4 separate regions of the Homo sapiens genome follow, and regions 2, 3 and 4 are each linked to region 1. A link is a loop called in an ENCODE intact Hi-C map of the cell type or tissue named here. Cell type or tissue: heart right ventricle. All regions are shown on one strand. Links, peaks and the distances in the headings refer to the core of each region. The heading gives the core; the rest is flanking DNA.

Region 1 (4,963 bases), core at 561-4,560:
TGTACCATTAGTGTTGACAGTAATAATATCTATGTAATAAAATCTATAGGCAGTATTCTCATGGACCTATGGCTAGGGAAATCAGACTGTTTTGACATCAAAAAATCCTGAGTGAAATTTGAATATGGCATCCCAAGAATGACACTTTAGGTGCTCAGCTTTGTACATCCCCATCACCACATAATAGGAACTGAAATTTTACTCTTTCCCTCAGCCTGGTGGACCTGTGTTCTTTCCATCAATGCAAGCGGCCTCACTGGTGCTGAATGGACAGCTCTGGATAGCATTCAGATCAAGGTGGCCGTGGGTGTCTAGGACCCACGGATGGCTTCTAAGGAGCTGTGAGCCTCATAAAATTAAATGCAAAATTGCGTGTATATGATTGTGTGCACATTTTCCCAAGAAGATCCATAGCAGTGAAACCTTGCAACCAATAAAATTAAAGGATAAAATCTATTGCTTTACTCCTATCAAAAGAAATGCAATTTTCATAAAGGGTACCCTAATATTTACAAATTATAGTAATGTGCCCCATCTCCTATCCAGACCAGGTAACTAAATGATTGTAACCTGTTAATACCCAAACATCCGTGTCAACTTTTCCACAAAGTAAAACAAGGTCTCTGTATGCATTGACTACATATTAAATATACCTTACATTCCTTAAATGTTTTACAATTATACCTTAATAAATTAACATATAATATATAGGTATATTACACTTGGTATATATAATATACTTCACATATACCTTATATAATAATTTATATTATGTGATACTATATTATAATGTATTAAATATATAATATACTATTTAATAATCATAATCATATATATTATTTAACATAATATATTAACATATGCTTAATATTTAATATATTAGACTAGTTATATAAATAATATATGATATAACTATATTACATATAGAATATATTATTTATATACTTCATATATAATATATAACGACATAAATATATAGATATATATTAATATATACTTCATATATAATGTATTATATGTGAGCTATTATATATAATATATAACAATATATAATATAGTAATAAACTTCGGAGAAAAGAAATATTCTACATTGTGGAAGTTTATATTATATATGATATATACTATATAAGATATATATTATATTATTATATAATATAATGCATATGAGGTATTATATAGACTTCATATATGTTATATATGAAGTATGTTAATATATAACACCTTAATAATTATACTTTATAACATTTTGGCTAATCCAAAGGCAATTTATTTCAAAACTTAGAGTTTACTAACTTAAGTGGAAGTGGAGGAGAGTAAATTTTGACAGAAAATGGAACAGCAAAAAGTTCTTTTCAAATGTTTGATTATTGTTTCATAGTATATAATTGTAGTTCCTTACAATATTAGTTTATCTGTTTCATATTTCTTGGAAAAAACCCTTTAATGTTAAGGCTCCTATGTAGGAATTCTTTGATGAGCGCGGAAAAGCTGGAGTGAAGGGGTTGATAAATGTTTAAATTAACAAACTTGATTTTAAACTATCCAATAAATATTTCTCTTAAAAAGTTAGGCATATTTTGATCAGTTTGGTTCCTGTTTTATTTTTTTCCTTTCTTGATCCGCTTCTCAGCTGTGGCTGCGATCTCTGGCATCTCCACAGCATTGATGAAAAAACCCTTTTAAAATGACTGTATCTTGTGTCTTGTGTGGTCTTCTCTCTTCTCTCTCAATTTAAAGTATTAAAATTGTTTAACATCTTTCTAGGAAGCAGGTAACACAATGGTAAGTTTACAATCTTCCTCCTGTCCCTTTGTATACAGGGGTCAATTTATGTTGGTAATATGGTGAATGATCAAGCTCCAATATTAAACTTTGGAGACAAGTAATATCCTACCTTGTGGAAGTTTGAATTAAAAGATCTCTTTCAAGTGCAGTTGAGAATTTAGCCATAACTCTATCATTCAGAGATAAATTAAAATTCAGTGTGCTAGTGTATGTGCATGTTTTACATCAAAGGCAATGGTACCAAGAATGCATACTTAACCTTCCGCCGTGAGGAGTTTGAATTGGAAAATTTTAATCCAGGTTATAAATCACTTGAGAGACATTTAAAATAGCCACAAGGGGGCAGCAAAACACACAGGATTCCCTGAATCCACTGACGCAGGAACATTTCGCTGTGTCTTACGAAGGCAAACGAAAGAACGAATTAAAGTACCTGGCGTTTGAGCCGTCTTCAAACACTGGCATTTCTAGTACCAATACAGTGAAGCCGGCAGGGGAGACGCTATACTTCCTAACTGAATAATATATGAGACACCAACTTTCTAAGTATTTCTTTTCTTTTTCTTCTTTTTTTTTTTTTTTGAGATGGAGTCTCGCTCCCTCACCCAGGCTGGAGTGCAGTGGCGCGATCTCAGCTCACTGCAAGCTCCGCCTCCCGGGTTCAAGCGATTCGCCTGCCTCAGCCTCCGGAGTAGCTGGGATTACGGGCACCCGCCATCACGCCTAGCTAATTTTTGTATTTTTAGTAGAGTCGTGGGGAGGGTTCACCATGTTGGTCAGGCTGCTCTCGAACTCCTGACCTCAGGTGATCCATCCGCCTCGGCCTCCCAAAGTGCTGGGATTACAGGCCTGAGCCACGTGCCCGGCCCCTTTCTAAGTATTTCTTATGAAGGGCTACTGTGATTTGCACCCAGGGAGGGCGAAAACCTGTCAGTGGCTCATGATACTTACCAGTGGAGCAGATTGTAAATTCCTCTTCCTCCTTCTCCTATAAAGATTTCTCTGTATTCCAGGGGCAAATAACAATAGGTAAAGTATCAGTTAGATTTAACTTTTAAAAATAAGAAACAGACCCTCTTGCAGAAGCAGTAAATACTTATGAATCACTTATCAATTATCAGGCACTGTTCCACAGGGAAGAGTCCAGGGTACTGGTCGAACCTGGATTTTATTGTCAGGCTTTCTTGGTGTGAAACTGTACAAGCTCGGGCAGATTTCTTCGCCTTTAGATGTCTTAGTTTCTTCACTTGTAAGATGAGGCTAATTCTATAGGTTGCTTTAAAGATTAAGTAAAATAATATATGCCAGCTCAGTGGCTGACATATGATAAGAATTGAATTAACAGTTATAAAATTACTATCATACATGAGTGGCATGTGGTATTACTCAGTATTGTTTCTTGGTAACTAAATGATTATATGTAATTTCATTTAATTCTTACAACTAGTGTGAGAGACCAGTTTTATTTCTCTCCATTTTTATAGGTGAGAAGTTGAGGTTCAAAAGGACTGATTGCCTAATATAAATAAAACGGAAAAGCTAGGATTTGAACCTATCGTTTTTCTGACTCCCAGACTCAGGTACTTTCAACCACACCTGTGTAGGTAGGCTACCATCATATTTTTCCCCCTCTTCCTGGTAACTCCTAAAGTCACCTGAAGTCACCTAATAGATCTTGGAATGAGTTAGAAGTTCCACTAGGCCAGCACAAGGCAGGATCGCATGAGTCTTCTCATGCACTAATCAGACCAGGGTGTGGGGACGGAGGAGAGGAAAGACTTTCTAGTAATCATGGAGGAAGCAAGTATTACCCCCATGTCTCAAACCCAAATCAGTCTCACCTGGAAAAATCTCTCCAAGGCAACATACCTTAAACTCATGAGCACTTATTTGTGTATCTCCTACATCATCGAGTGTCATCCTTGTCTATGGGGGCAAGTGATTGTTGAAATGAGTTGACTCATCTATGGTGAAGAGCTATATGGATGTCTGGAATCAGAATGTTCCCGAGGTTTTTAAGTCTTGAAATAATCATTTAAGTGCATAGAATTTGTTCTATTTGCTCTCTCTCAATATGGAAATGGAAAGACCCTTCTTTGCATGTTTAATTGGAGAAGGCACTCTTACTTAACAGGCTTACAGAAGCATGTCCTCACCATGTGCACTGAGAAACCACACTGAATACACTTTTAATTATTTTATTATTATTATTTTTGAGACAGAGTCTCACTCTGTCACCCAGGCTGGAGTGCAGTGGCGCGATCTCGGCTTGCTGCAACCTTTACTTCCCGGGTTCAGGCGATCCTCATGCCTCAGCCTCCCGAGTAGCTGGCATTACAGGCATGTGCCACCACACCCAGCTAATTTTTGTATTTTTAGTACAGTCAGGATTTCATCATGTTGGCCAGGCTAGTCTCGATCTCCCGACCTCAGGTGATCCGCCCACCTCGGCCTTCCAAAGTGCTGGGATTACAGACATGAGCCACCGCACCTGGCTGTGAATGCACTTTTTAAATTAAAAATACAAACATACAAACAAAAGAAAACAAAACAAAAAACACCCTCTCTGTGTAAAGCAGCTTAATTATCCACCAATTCTTTGTTATTGTAGAGCAGTAGTTACGCCCCTAAGAGAGATGACCGCAGAGAATTACAAAGAAAAAGCCTGCTGACCTATATACATGCTTATTCCTTATTTCAACTGACAATATGGAAATGATAGAAGATACTCCCTTTAGTACCTATGGATTTTCCCACGTTCTTTTATAGAAACTTTGGGGTCCCTCAAGATGAAAAAAAGCTATCCTCAGATCCTCACTTACTCCTGTAATACAGTGAACATCACAGAGTAAAACAGAGTCTGAGCAAGATCCCTCTTGGTAAATAGTCTGCTGCTGAGACTGCCCCTTGGCACTTGGCCACTGTGACACCAATTTCAAAAGGTTAGATCTAAATGGCAAATGTTCTTAAAATATCCTCTTAATTATCTGTTGACTTTAAAAATCATATTTAACAGTAGTATTCATTTATGTCCTAAATGGGAATTGTCTTGTTTTTCTCTTTGGTGCCCTTGATATTAAATTGCTGTGGTTTGGGGAGAATTCTAAGTGGACCCCGTTTGTTCTTATTGAGGGTGGGCCTTGAGGCACATACTGACTTTCTGTGAATTTGTCTGTCT
Region 2 (4,963 bases), core at 681-4,680, 980 kb after region 1:
CAGGTCTGTTGGAATACCCTGCCGTGTGAGGTGTCAGTGTGCCCCTGCTGGGGGGTGCCTCCCAGTTAGGCTGCTCGGGGGTCAGGGGTCAGGGACCCACTTGAGGAGGCAGTCTGCCCGTTCTCAGATCTCCAGCTGCGTGCTGGGAGAACCACTGCTCTCTTCAAAGCTGTCAGACAGGGACACTTAAGTCTGCAGAGGTTACTGCTGTCTTTTTGTTTGTCTGTGCCCTGCCCCCAGAGGTGGAGCCTACAGAGGCAGGCAGGCCTCCTGGAGCTGTGGTGGGCTCCACCCAGTTCGAGCTTCCCTGCTGCTTTGTTTACCTAAGCAAGCCTGGGCAATGGCGGGCGCCCCTCCCCCAGCCTCGTTGCCGCCTTGCAGTTTGATCTCAGACTGCTGTGCTAGCAATCAGCGAGATTCCGTGGGCGTAGGACCCTCTGAGCCAGGTGTGGGATATAGTCTCGTGGTGCGCCGTTTCTTAAGCCGGTCTGAAAAGCGCAATATTCGGGTGGGAGTGACCCGATTTTCCAGGTGCGTCCGTCACCCCTTTCTTTGACTCGGAAAGGGAACTCCCTGACCCCTTGAGCTTCCCGAGTGAGGCAATGCCTCGCCCTGCTTCGGCTCGCGCACGGTGCGCGCACACACTGGCCTGCGCCCACTGTCTGGCACTCCCTAGTGAGATGAACCCGGTACCTCAGATGGAAATGCAGAAATCACCCGTCTTCTGCGTCGCTCACGCTGGGAGCTGTAGACCAGAGCTGTTCCTATTCGGCCATCTTGGCTCCTCCCTCTCCAAGCCTTTCTTGAATCTAGGTAGAGCCATGTGACTAGGTGCTGCCAATAGAATATGCATGGTAGTTATTGGGTTCTCCAGGCTGAAGCAGTGAATGAGTGGGTGTCCCCTTTTTCCTTGTTCCCTCTCTCTCTGTATCTCACTGTGTGTGAGTGTGTGTGTGTGTGTGTGTATGGAAGCTGGAAGAAAGCTGAGGCCAGGGGAGAAGGTGGAGAGCCATAAGATGTTCATGAGCATTACCTGACAAGTACCCGCTTTTGTTGCTGTGTGAAGAGTAAGTGAAATTTTTATTTTGTTAATTCAAGGAGATTTTAGGGGTCCATCTGTTATAGTAGCTACCCTTACCCTAAATGGTACCCTGGTTTAGGCCAGTCATGATTCATCCTCTGAAAGTAGAGTGACAGGGCCTATTTTCCTTAAGTTCTTGATGTCTCCCTGCTCTTAACCTATTAATTGAGCCTCTGTTACCAGGTATAGATATTATAACAATAGTAGAAAGTGTCTCCCACAGTACGTCATAACAATTTTTGTATGCCTGTTGAAAATACAGAGCCCTTAACTCTTCCCCAGGATTACTGAATTAGGCTCAGCTGTCTACATATTTAAAAGTACTCTAAATGATTCTAATGTACCCTGAATTTGGACACAACTGCTCCATAAGGTGTCATGGAGCAGCAACCCATGGATCATCAATGTACCGTCCTCCTCCAGAGCATTGATGTGCTGAGAAGTAGAAGGTATTAGAGGCAGAAGCCATCATTCCTTACAAGGGAGAATGGGAGTAGTGGGTCTTGATGCCGACAGCAGACACAGGGATGATGTCCACCGTAACCTGGATAACGTCATAATAATGTAACATAGTAAATATGATTTAAAGGAGGAGTACCTTCAAAATAAGACAGGAAGAAGCCTGTCAAGTCACTCAAGCTCTTCTTTGCCCCAAAACAGTTGCCTATGACACTTTACCAAAGCATTATTACTTAAAGGTTTTAAAGTAACATAGACCAGCAGCACCACCTTGCATGCCATATTTGAGCTTTTTAAAGAGCCCATTGCCTAGTAAGGGTACATGAATTCAGTAAGGCATAGGTCTGCTAGACACAGGCATTCAACGCTCTGGAGGAGATTATATGAAACTAAGAGTTGAGAGTCACTTTTGAGTGATGTAGCGACGCAAATAAGAATTTTCAAATCTGTCAAAATGTAGGCTGTTAAGTTTGACCTGGGGCACTAAGTCTGAAGGGTTAACAGAGAAGTGATGAGCCAATGTAAAGCTGTATACACACGTGCACACACACAGGAGCTGGGTGAGAATGTTCATAAAGCAACAGGGAAATGTGGTTAGTGAGCACCTGGCAAAATGGCTTTACAAATGCTTTCCCTGAGTTTTAGGTAGAGGAATGTCTTGTTGGTGTAAGCATACAAACCAAAGAGCTCTGAAGTAATTCACTATTGCCTTGAACTTTAGGTGACCCAAATCAAGGAATAAGGGATAGCTTAATTTAATGAAAGTAGAAGGTAAAAAAAAAAAAAAAAAAAAGTTCAGTCTATTTGGTAAGAAAACCTCTTTGGCAAACAGCAGACATGATGTTGCTGATGGAATCTTTAAAGAGGTAGCGGATTTGGTGAAGGACTTGTGTTTGGCATGGAAGGGCTGGGCAAGAAGAACCCTCTCCATTGCATAGCAGAGGGTTCCCCCTTTCAAGCGTGCTTAGGGAGATGGAGTTAGTGGCTGAAACACAAATTTAAGCCCTTTGAAATGTAATATCCTACGCCCTCTGGTGGTTACATTTTTTAAAAATCGTACTAAAGAAAACAGGTTGAAGAAATCATAGAATGCCAATTACAGGAATAACAGGGATCTTAAGTGTCATTTGTCAGAGCTGTATTCAAGATGCCCTTATCGTTAGTTAAAGGTGTCAGCCCCTGAATCAGAAAGAAAAAAAAAGCCTTATTTAATCAGTTTTGCAAATGCTTGAGAAGTCAGCTTTCTCCCGGTTTTTCTCCATCACTTTTCAGGAACTTTTCCATTATGCCTCTGTCGTCAGAATACTTCCGAGATTTGGAAGATAGTGACTCCACTTGGGATGGCTCTGAGGTCCTGCTCCTTCTTGGTATTTTGATAGAAAAGCCTTTTGCCACTCAAAGGGGAATTTCTAAAAGAAACTTCAAACCACACAATTACTTTAAAAGGGTGATCACACAGTAATACATTGAATGATGCCTGGCCAGGATCTAACAAACTTGTCTGTTTCCCTCTTTGTTGTGTCTGGGAGACAGAAAGACAGCCTGGCCATTCTCATGGCAAACTGTCATTAAATTATATCAAGTGTAAATAGTTGTGACTGACACTGTTAACAAAGAACAGGAATCCAGGAACAAAAGGGCACTTCAATGAAGATTAGATGTTCCTTAAGCAACAGATTTTAAGGACCTAGATTCCATAAAATTAGAGTTCTGATTAAGTCTTATAGATATATGTGTATGACATATGCAAGAGGACTTAGATAAAAATTTCAGAGAAAAATTGAATTAAAGATAAAAATTAAAAATACAAGCTTTGTCAACATAAGCTTCCTCAAGTTCAGGACACTTTTGTAAGTGATGATACCTGCCATTTAGTCCACCTATAAAAAACCGATGGTCCTTGGAATTTAACCATGTCAATGCAGTGTTTTTTCCATATTAGCTGAAGAAAAATAGGTACCTTAAAATTTTTTGTTTTAGGATCAGAAAACAAAAAGAAGTCAGAAGGATCCAGATTAGGACTGTAACATGGATACTTAATGATTTCCCATTAAAACTCTCATAAAATTGTCTTTGTTTATTAGAGGGATGAGCAGGAGCATTGTCCTGGTGGAGAAGCACTCTTTGGTGAAGCTTTCCTGTGTGTTTTTCTGCTAAAGCTTTGGCTTTCTCATAACACTCTTATCATAAGCAGATGTTATTATTCTTTGGCCCTCCAGCAAATCAACAAACAAAATGCCTCAAGCATCTCAAAAAACTGTTGTCATGATCTTTGCTCTTGGCTGGTCTACTTTGGCTATGACTGGACCACTTCTATTTCTTGGGAGCCATTATTTTGATTGTGCTTTGACAGCAGGACACACTAATAAAGCCATGTTTCCTCTCCTGTTACAATTCTTTGAAGAATACTTCAGGATCTTGATTCTATTTGTTTAAAATTTTCATTGAAAGCTCTGTTCTTGTCTGCAGCTGATTTGTGCACAACAGTTTTTGCACCTATCAAGGGGAAAGTTTACTCACCTTTAATTTTTCAGTCAAAATTGTGTGGCTCACGCCTGTAATCCCAGCACTTTGGGAGGCCTAGGCAGGTGGCTTACCTGAGGTCAGGAGTTCGAGACCAGCCTGCCCAACATGGCCAAACCCCATCTCTACTAAAAATACAAAAAATTATCAGGGTGGATGTGGTGGTGGGTGCCTGTAATCCCAGCTACTCGGGAGTCTGAGGCAGGAGAAGCACTTGAACTGGGGAGGCAGAAGTTGCAGTGAGCTGAGGTTGCACTCCAGCCTGGGCGACAAGAGCGAAACTCCGTCTCAAAGAAAAAAAAAGAAAAGCAAGAAAAAAGCCGTGTAAACTAAACGAATTGAAATATCTATTGTGTTGGCTGTTGGTTCTGCTATTAATTGGTGGTTCTCTTCAATTAAGGCATAAACAAAATTAATTTTTTTCTTGCAAACTGATGTCGATGGTCTGCTCCTTTGGGCTCATTTCAACATCATCTCATTGACAATTTAAAGTGAGTTACTCATTTATAAATTACTGATTTATTTGGGACATTGTTTCCATAAACTTTTCATAAAGTGACAATGATTTTGCCATTCTTTCGCCCAAGCTTTACCATAAATTTGATGTTTGTTCTTGCTTCAATTTTGGAAGAATTCATATTGCTTTGATAGGGAATCATTTCAAACTCATGTTTTGTAATTCTTAGTGCCTCTAATTAGATCCTGTTCAGTCATATTGTAACAAATTGGTACAAGTTTATTTGGTGCAAAATTTTTTTTGAAATCTATACGTAGATTTTGCAAAATAAACATTTTCCATAAAGCTTCTGACAACCCCTTATTTATAGCAAGATCTTTATTTAGCTAGATATGTAAAGCTAGAATATACATTCATACAATGCAAACAGCATAATATATGTT
Region 3 (4,963 bases), core at 538-4,537, 570 kb after region 1:
ACAGACACACATCTAACTATCTGGCAGATAGGAGTTATTCAGTAAATGAATATTCTCTGTTTTCTTCCATATATATTAGTAATAGCAAGGTATTTCAGAGGAATTTGAAAGCAAAAGCATTATTAGCGGTAGGATAGTAATGCTCTACTGATTATCACAATTTTAAAAAACGTCTTATGTTTTTATCTTGATATGTGGTTGATGTATGAGATCATAGTCTCCTCCTGCTCCCAAGGGAAATTGATTTCCACCTCAGGGCTGCCATTAATGAGCTGTGGGTTTTGGGGGAGTTAACCTCCTTGGTCCACTATTTCTGAACATTGATGACATGGATGTTCTTTAAATTACTTTACGGTTCTTTACAGCCACAAAATGTGCTGATTTTTCCTCGCTCTACTTGTAGCCCTGATTTTTTTGTTGTTGGCTTACAATGCTTTTATTTCATTGCCACATTGCTATGGTCTAAATGTTTCTGTCCCCTCCAAATTCCCATGTTGAAATCCTAAGCCCCCAAGGCCATGGTATCCAGAGGTGTGGCCTTTGGAAGGTGATTAGCTTATGGGGGTGGAGGCCTCATAAGAAAAATTAGTGCCCTTTTAGAAGAGGCCTGTGTGAGACCGCTCACCCCTTCTACCCTGTGGAAACACAGTGAGAAGGTGCTGCCTCTGACCCAGAAAGTAGACTCTCACCAGACAATGAATCTGCCTTGATCTTGGACTGTCAAGTCTCCAGAACTCTAAGAATTAAATTTCTGTTGTTGATAAGCCATCCAGTTTATGGCATTCTGTTATAGCAGACTGAACAGGGTTAGATACATATGTATTTTAGTGCAGTATTTTCTATTCTCATAAGTACTGTACCATCTGAATTCAGCTGGAAAGTTCCAATTTTACAATACTTTGTGCAATTTTAAAAATCTTTCTTTAATGTACAACTCACTGTGATGTACATTTTATACATCCCATGATAATAATTTGACAATTCAGTTAAAGTTATATTTGTTGAATTTAGTTTTCAGTTCTGCTATTACTGCCCTTTTCTAAAATTGGGTCTATTTTAAACAGGAAAATTGAAGCCATTTAAAAACACCACAAAATTTGATTTCAAAAAAGATAAAATATTGCTTTTACAATTGTAATGGCAGGAAGCAAGTAGCATAATGAAAAATGTAATAACCATAGTAGAACACTAAAATTCTAATGGGGACACCTTACGCTCATGACATAAACTAATAAAAGGCATCATCATACATGTTATTTTGTAAAATGCCAGAATTCTTAATCTAGGGAAGTTGGGGGAAAATGCTCATTTATGGGATGCTACTAACCCTTCATGTTATTATAAAGGAGTGCATCAGGGCCGGGCGCAGTGGCTCACGCCTGTAATCCCAGCACTCTGGGAGGCCTAGGAGGGCAGATCACGAGGTCAGGAGATCGAGACCATCCTGGCTAACATGGTGAAACCCCGTCTCTACTAAAAATACAAAAAATTAGCCAGGCATGGTGGCGGGCGCCTGTAGTCCCAGCTACTGGGGAGGCTGAGGCAGGAGAGTGGGGTGAACCGGGGAGGTAGAGCTTGCAGTGAGCCGAGATGGCGCCACAGCACTCCAGCCTGGGTGACAGTGAGAGTCTCTGTCTCAAATAAATAAATAAATAAAAAATAAAAAGAAGTGCATCTTCAGGTGGGTGATTTGTCTGACGAATGGCAAACTGTACCTGGCTAGCCTGTATTTCATTTTAACTTGGGGAAAAGGTGGTTTCTCTTGTATACCTTTCCAATGAGTGTAGCTCACCATCATTGCAACACCTAGATTCCCAGGCATCAGTGGTCTCCCAGTCTCCTGAACATGATGAGAGATGGCCTGTTCTCAATACAAAGCCATCATGAAATAAATGCAGGGCACACTGGGCTATTCTGGGTTCTTTTCCCAATATTGTGCCTGGCATGAAATGCAGAAAAACAGCAACTTTCAATGGACAAATTTGAACCTGTAGTGTAAGCCGAAGTTTCTGGAATGGTATTTTTATTCTTATATTATAAATAAATGTTAGCATGGTCATGAAATAACTAAGACTGAATGGAGAGCAACATTAGATCCATTGAACAATATAACTTTGTGTTTATCCTTCTTCAAAAGTGTAACTTATTATTTAAGTTATTACTGTTTGTTTTAAACCTTTGAATAATACATAAAATGATAGCTCTGTGGACCTGCTTGTCCTGGTGGGGCTGGAGATTGGAGGAAAAAAAAATATTAATGATGTTGCAGGCAGAAAGAAGACAAAAACTAAACAAAAGCACTTCGCCTTTTCCCCAAAGGTTGGGGTGATATTTAATTATGAAATGTCATAATTGTAGTGATAACAAGATTAATAATAACAATTATGTAAATGCCTCTGGTAATTGCAATTCTATTAGGAGGCTGAGTATTTTTGGTCACTATTGTGCCACCTTGTGGTCACAAGAGAACACATGTTTTTTCCATGAAGTAAATCCATTAAGTTTTAATTTATCCCCGACTGCTATGGAATGATATTTGGAAAAATAACTTGGAATGCTCGGTGTCAATAATACCGATAAACAAAATATAATGGACACCATTCAAGTCAGAAAATAGCAGGCACTGAAAAGCAACAAATAACATTGTTCTAAGTATAGATTCCATGTGCTAGATTTCCCCCAGCTACCTCAACATGGATTACATATTTAGAAGATAAAATTGTAGTTTCTTTAGACTGCCATTCTCAATCTACAAATATAGACATGAAACTCTGGATGACATCCGTTGAGCATCTAATAAATAATTCAACACTCTATTTATTGCAAGGGAAGGCAGCCAAAATGTAGGTATCGATTACCAATATTGTGTTAAAATAATCACGCTAATGCATGTATAGGTATAGCTTAATAAACATGATTTTAATGGCATGAGTGAATATTTGCTTTATAAATATGTATATTATAATCTCATAATTTATATGCATTTCAAAGAATCGTGATATTTGTTTAAAGGATTTTTCTGTTTTCTAAATCCTGCTTATGTCAGTATCCAGATGTGATGAACTGAGAAAGGTAGGATTAGCCACCTTCCCATAAAGTACTGTCTGCTAGAAACTAAATAATATATTTTGTAACAAATTCAGACATTTAATGGCCACCATCTTATACCATCAGTGCTTATTTGATTAAGGCTGTAGTTTTTCTTTTTAATTAAAGATAAAAATATTAAAAACAAGAAAGTCTCAATAATTCTGTCATTATAAGTAGTGTCTGTGGGTGTATGTTGCGGTGTGTGTGTGTAGAATGGGGGTGGAGGAGGGGGAGAGAGAGAGAGAGAGAGAGAAAGAAGTAGTATATAAGATAATGCATTCTCACAGATATACTGCCGTACTAGTATTGGTTTTAAGTATCTCCATCCATCTCTCTGCCTCTTTGTCTCCGTTTTCTTTGTTTCTTGACCTTATATGTATCTATTTCTCTCTTTTCTCTGATTTTTTTCTACTTATCTTACTCTCTACATATTAGTCTCTCTTTCTCTGTCTCTTTCTGTGTCTGTTTCACTCTCTCATTTAATTTAGATTGAAATCTAGGTGGTCAGGTAATCTAGATTTGAATCCTAGCCCCATGGATTACTAATGGTGTGGCCTTAGAGAAACTCCTCAGGCATCTAAGCCTCAGTTGCTTGTTAAATAGGGGTTAAAGTACTTACCTCGTAAAATTGTTCTCACAATTAAATGAAACATGACATATTGTAAAAGCCCTTAAGACAAAATCTAGCACAGAGTAAATGGCCAATATATGGTGTTTATTTTTATTTTTGTTGTCTGTGAAATATATACATTTTTAGTATTCCAATCTGTACCATCATAAGTTGCTCTAATACTGCCTTATTTATACGTATAATAAGTGACAGATGTAGCTCACAGAATTTTAAAAATGAATCTCCCATGTACCTCTTCTAACCACTTTATCAATGAATCGCTCAAAAGAAGAAGGTGTCTTTCTTATAATCATATAATTATTTAGTAGATCTGATACAGGAATTCATATCTTCTCTATCCTTACACACAGTTCATTGCAATGAATAATAATTCCCAATGTAAATCATGCCTTTTTTAGTAGTCTGTCTTTTCTTTTCTCTTTCTCTTCTTTCTTTCCTTCCTTCTTTATTCCTTTCTTCCTTTTTTCTTTCTTTGTCTTCCTTCCTTTTATATTTCTTTCTCTCTTAAATTAATGCAGCCAGTGACATAACAATTTTCAACAAGTACTCGATTTTTATAAAATTCATTAATTCATGCATTCATATATACCATGTGTCAGATCATGTGTAGACATTTTGAAGGTAATAATGAACTAAATAGAAAAAAAGATACTTCCCTCATGAAACTTAAAATACAGTGAGAGAGTGGCTAGGCGCGGTGGCTCACGCCTGTAATCCCAGCACTTTGGGAGGCCAAGGTGGGTAGATCACCTGAAGGCAGGAGTTTGAGACCAGCCTGGCCAACATGGTGAAACTCCATCTCTACTAAAAAGTACAAAGAAAATTAGCTTGGCTTGGTGGTACACGCCTGTAATCCCAGCTACTCGGGAAGCTGAGGCAGGAGAATCGCTCGAACCTGAGAGGCGGAGGTTGCAATGAGCTGAGATAGCGCCACTGCACTCCAGCCAGGGCAACAGAGTGAGACTCTGTCTTGAATATATATAAATATATATATATTGTATATATAATATATATACAATATATATAATATAAAATACAAATATACATATATATTTATATATACATAGTGGGAGAGACAGAAATTAAAGAAACAAATATATTTCCTCCTGCTAAGCCTAATGATGTTTAATTATCAATGGACCACACATACAATGGTAGTCCCATAAGGTTATAAAACCATATTTTTAATGTTTTTTTTTCTGTATCGAGATGCACAAATACTTGCCATTGTGTTGCAAACTC
Region 4 (4,963 bases), core at 572-4,571, 1.1 Mb after region 1:
TAAACTTGTGTCATGAGGGTTTGTTGTATAGATTATTTTGTCACCCAGGTACTAAACCTAGTACCCAGTGGTTATTTTCTGTCTCTCTCATCTCACCCTCCACCCTCAAGTAGGCCCTAGTGTCTGTTGTTCGCCTGTTTGCATCCATGTGTTCTCTTCATTTAGCTCCCACTTTTAAGTGAGAACATTCGGTGTTTGGTTTTCTGTTCCTGTGTTAGTTTGCTAATGGCCTCCAGCTCCATCCGTGTTTCTGCAAAAGACATTATCTCATTTCTTTTTATGGTGGCATAGTTTTCTATAGTGTATATGCACCACATTTTTTAATCCAGTCTTCCACTGATGGGCATTTAGGTTGATTCCATGTCTATGCTATTGTAAATAGTGCTGCAATGAACATATGCATGCATGTGTCTTTATGGTATATTCCTTTGGGTACATACACAGTAATGGGATTGCTGGGCCAAATAGTAATTCTGTTTTAGAAATGTCTACTTCTTTGTTTTTGGAGTGAACAATAACAAATAAGTCAAATCAAACAAGAATATATAAAGGTTTGTTTGTATTTTAATTATTAAAATATTGAAAAAGGAATACATGAATTATTTACAAAAGCAAATTGTCAGTCACTGGAGGCAGGTGCCAAAATAAATTCTTCTCTTCAGTGTAATAAGAAGTGCTCTGAAGCAAATTGGAATATAATATTGATAATGACAATAAATTGTAAATTCGTATAACTTTGTAAAAATTTAATATTTGTGCATTTCTGAAGTTCTTTGAACCTTCTTTTTTATCAGCAGTGTTTCTAGGTAGTGTTCATTTCTTCAGACAGAAGGTTCTTAAAGAGTCATGACTGCCTTATTAGTTATGTTTGTGCTTCCAAAACTTACAGTCCATTCCATCTGTGGTGAGCCACTTCAGCAAAATATATTTTGGACCATGAATTATTGGGCATAATGTAACAAAGCAACTGGTTGTTTGACATTTTTTTTTTGTTTGGTATCATGTAGATAGTTATTTTTAGAACCAACTCTAAATGACTTTTCTCCGGCCTTTTTCTTTTTTTTTGAGATGGAGTCTCGCTCTGTCGCCCAGGCTGGAGTGCAGTGGCACAATCTCGGCTCACTGCAACCTCCACCTCCAGGGTTCAAGCGATTCTCCTGCCTCAGCCTCCCGAGTAGCTGGGACTACAGGCATGCGCCACCACATCCAGCTAATATTTTGTATTTTTAGTAGAGATGGGGTTTCACCGTGATAGCCAGGATGGTCTCGATCTCCTGACCTCGTGATCTGCCCCCTTGGCCTCCCAAAGTGTTGGGATTACAGGCATGAGTCACCGCGCTGGCCTTCTCCAGCATTCAACAAGTGTCATGCTATAGTCGACGTGTCAGAAATATCCAGTGAGAATCAGGGAAACCTCATTAGAAAGAGTTCCTGATTGGTTCCCATATGTTCCTGAGCTGTTTACTATATTAGAGTATGGTTTCAGTTTCTCTTATTTCTTTCACTAATCTTTGGGCTCTAACAAGGTATATTCTCATTATAATCTCTCTGTTCTCTCAAAATCTAACACAGTACTAAGTACAAAGTTAGTTCTCTCTATATTGTAGTTAAATGGAATGAGTTCATTACAAGAAGATTAGGGCTGAATTAGCCCAGTTTGGCATTTTACATATTTGAATAATCAAATGGTAGCTAGAACCTCTATTTTGCTTGGTTTTATTAATTCAGTGGGGGACACCTGCCGGATTTAATTTCTCCCTCATTTCTAATGGACTAAGTCAGTTTAGGTCACTGTGAAGACGTGGGTGAGGTCATGAACTTCAGTCTAGGGCTGCTGTTTTATTGTTTAGACTATCGCAGCCCTCCTAAGCCAAATTTCTTATATACTTTCAAAATAAAAATGCAGCAAACTAGTGTGGAAGTAGCCTCCAGAGCGTTCTGCCCCTCACCACCCCCGGCCCCTCCAAAGTTAGACTTAATCTTCTTGTTTCCATGTCAAATCCAAACTGGACCACCATCACTAGTTTCCTAGGAAACCCTGAAAAACTGTCTTTACATAACTCACTTTGCCCACTATTGGAATGCTGCCACTTCTGGGGAAAGGCACAGCAGCTGTTCAGCTGCCTCATAGCAACACTTCACAACAGTGTGGGAGGAAAGCAAAGACCAGCAATATACTTAAATTAAACTTCCCTGGGGAGAGCAAGATACCAGGGCAGAAGGTAATAGTTTAGAGTCGAGAGCATCTAATTAGTCAACAAACCTGCCCTGAAAGCGAACGTAGTGAATTTTTAATGAAATCAAGAGACCCAGTGTTTTTTCTCATCTTCCACTTGAAAGGCACTGATACATATTTAACTGCTATCATCGAAAGAGTCCTTCTGTTTCAAACATACTTCCAAAGAAGTATTTTTTTTATTTTTATTTTGAACTAAACAACAAAAAAGAACACCCACAGCAAAGAATAAAGGTCAACTGGGTTATGTTTTCATATAATTCCTACTATTTCCCCAAAAGTTAATAACATTTCATCCAGCTACCCCTTGGACTAGCTAGGACTAGCTAGAATTGCCAAAACTCAGATGACAATGCAAGAAGCATCGTTTCAACCTGGCTCTGTTCTCTCTTTAGCACGGAAACAAAACACATGTTTATAGCAGCCATTCTTTGAACCGTGATTCATAAAATAGGGGTAGAAATTAAAGAGGTAAAGTCAAAGTTGCCAATAGTAAGAGGAAAATATTTGAACGGATGGAACCCAAACTGCCATGTAATGCTGTGCAGTTTGCTGTGCATAAAGGCACTCAGCCAACGAAGCAAATGGAAGCTTAAAATGCAGTTTGGGCTCCCCTAACCAAACTGTGCACCCAGGAGTCAGGCTACTACTTCCCGAAGAAGGGGTACCTTTTTCTCAGCACAAAGGCGCCATCTGTTGGCCATCTCAACAGAGGGGCTGCTTTCTTTCGGCGGGTTGTGGTCATTCAGAGGGGAAGCCAATTTTTCTAGTGGAAACCCCGCATAGAATGGGGGACCCTAAGAGGCATTCTTGTACAAATACTTCATTTTATACATAAGAGAACAAACACCAGGGGTCCAGTAGAGAACAAAAATAAGGACCTCTGTTTCAGAAAGCAGAAAAAGATGTTATTAAAAGTACTAACAGAAACTTTTTTCTCTCTCCATGAATTCTCTGAAATAGTCATGGTGTCTTTATTTGCTCCATGTTATTGATTTAGTGTAATTCTAAGCAAAGACAATTTTAAAATGTAATTATTAGCATTAATTTCCCTTTTCATCTTTATGTCGTGAAATGTCAGCTTTTAATATGAATGTAAATGCATTTTGTTGGTTACACGGAGTCACTGATGCTATCCACTTCCTATTTTGTAGGTCGTACACGCCTACCCATTTCCTTCTTATCAGAAGAGTGAAAACACTGCAGAAAACCACCTCTTCTGTTTGTATTTTACTTCCGGAAACATATACATCCCATCAACCCTCTCTATCTTCAGTTTACTAGTGAATAAAGAAGGACTTAAAGGTAAAGAGACCATGGCTACTCCTATATTCCAATGTTGTCTTCATTTCCAGCCTAAGTGGCTGGCTGGCACATGGAGGGAAGTAACAGGAGTTAGAATGGCTATCATAGGTTCCTTGTTCCTCTATGTTTCCCAGAAGGCCATTGTCTTATTTCTCCACCGGAAAGCAACTTCAGGTTTGAATGGAATATGTGGACTCTAGGGATGTCAGAGTCCCTGCTCACTCCCTTGGGAATGGTACATGCTTACCTGTACTCTTGAGTCTTTCTAGACCCTCAGGCATTGTGAGTCTACTAGAATTTTGTGTCATGCAGCATTGCAAATGCTATAAGACAATGGGGAAGTACGGAACTACAGGGAACATTCAAAGTGTGCATATCTCCTCTGCTCACACATAGGCACCATTGTCCCATTAGACTTTACTTACAGAACACAAGTTGAAGGATTAAATTATCAAGAATTTCAAGACAGTAACATGAGAGCATTAAACTAGACACAGGGCCCTTCTGAGGACTGAGCACAGGTTGCCAGCCCACAAAACTGGACATGAGAAATATTAAGTGATTTGCCTAATAACCAGAGATAAATGCCTTTCAACTTCAGCTCATTTCTAAGCATTAACTTCTATTTACTTTTTTTTTTAGCTAATAAACTGACCTTTCTAACAATTCTTCAGTGTTACTATTAGATCAATGAATAATGGAATGCAAATGTTTGGGAGGGAAGGATGCTAACAGTGATCGAATGCTCATGGTGCTTTGCCGTGCTTACCTAAATGATCTTATTCATTACAATTCTAATGAGGCAAGGTGTGTTTAATGCATTTTTAAAGCTGGATACTTAAAACCTTAAGAAAGCAAGTAACTCATCCAATGTCAAGTAACTTATGTGTTGAGAAAGCAAGATCAATGAGTTATAAACACACGGAACTTGAGTTCCGTTCCCAACCTCCCTTTCAAAATCTATTCAGCGGCGTCGCTTTCCCATGACTCTAGATGGAGAGTTGGGCGGGCCCTTGAGTTTCTACCTGCTTGGAGGTATTGAACAGTTTCTCCCATTACTTTAGATGACAACTCAGATTCAACTTGGAAGCTGAAGTGTGCAGGTATCTGTAACATTCACATGTCTGGATTGACTTAATGTTAAATTTTCTTCCCTTCCCTAGCTGGGCTGTTGAAATTGGCCACACCATTGCCAACAGTGACACAGCACTTCCTCTTTCCTGCTTGAGTCTTCCTCCAGTTATTAGTTTGAATGGGAGTGGTTAGTACTTAGAAAGTGGGGTGTGGAGCATGAAATATGGGAGTGGGGATGAGAAATTTCTTATTGGGGTGAGTTTTGTGCCAACTCAGACTTCTCTTAATCTCAAGGATTCTGTTTTAACCTGGGTTCTCACAATGCAGAACCTGCATAATTTATTGGGA

Evidence for each region. Hi-C counts contacts between places; a loop is a spot of excess contacts. Peaks named below come from ENCODE experiments on the same cell type or tissue, not always from the same donor. Only the 100,000 strongest peaks of a DNase experiment are listed, where the experiment ranks them.
Region 2: a loop joins it to region 1, with 5 times the contacts of the local background. A loop is called at or near these places in 61 of 110 quality-filtered maps.
Region 3: it touches region 1 in a loop (10-fold over the local background); 76 of 110 quality-filtered maps call a loop at or near these places.
Region 4: it touches region 1 in a loop (4-fold over the local background); 54 of 110 quality-filtered maps call a loop at or near these places.

Annotation. Positions count from the first base shown.
Region 1 is chr17:69,567,088-69,572,050 of GRCh38, forward strand. No RefSeq gene overlaps it. Among named protein-coding and RNA genes, the nearest start is that of LINC01483, 24 kb to the right of the region's middle. RefSeq lists an enhancer at 2,009-2,510. In heart right ventricle, for the core only: a CTCF peak has its summit at 2,119 (motif pointing right); a DNase peak (open chromatin) is centred at 2,222; H3K4me3 peaks cover 693 bases; H3K27ac peaks cover 586 bases.
Region 2 is chr17:70,550,053-70,555,015 of GRCh38, forward strand. No RefSeq gene overlaps it. Among named protein-coding and RNA genes, the nearest start is that of KCNJ2, 380 kb to the left of the region's middle. In heart right ventricle, for the core only: CTCF peaks have their summits at 2,575 (motif pointing left) and 2,780; no DNase peak of the experiment used is centred there; H3K4me3 peaks cover 483 bases.
Region 3 is chr17:70,141,976-70,146,938 of GRCh38, forward strand. All of the region lies in intron 3 of LOC105371882 (a long non-coding RNA gene), which reads right to left. Among named protein-coding and RNA genes, the nearest start is that of KCNJ2-AS1, 25 kb to the right of the region's middle. In heart right ventricle, for the core only: a CTCF peak has its summit at 2,450 (motif pointing left); no DNase peak of the experiment used is centred there.
Region 4 is chr17:70,619,662-70,624,624 of GRCh38, forward strand. No RefSeq gene overlaps it. Among named protein-coding and RNA genes, the nearest start is that of KCNJ2, 450 kb to the left of the region's middle. In heart right ventricle, for the core only: a CTCF peak has its summit at 2,936 (motif pointing left); a DNase peak (open chromatin) is centred at 2,920.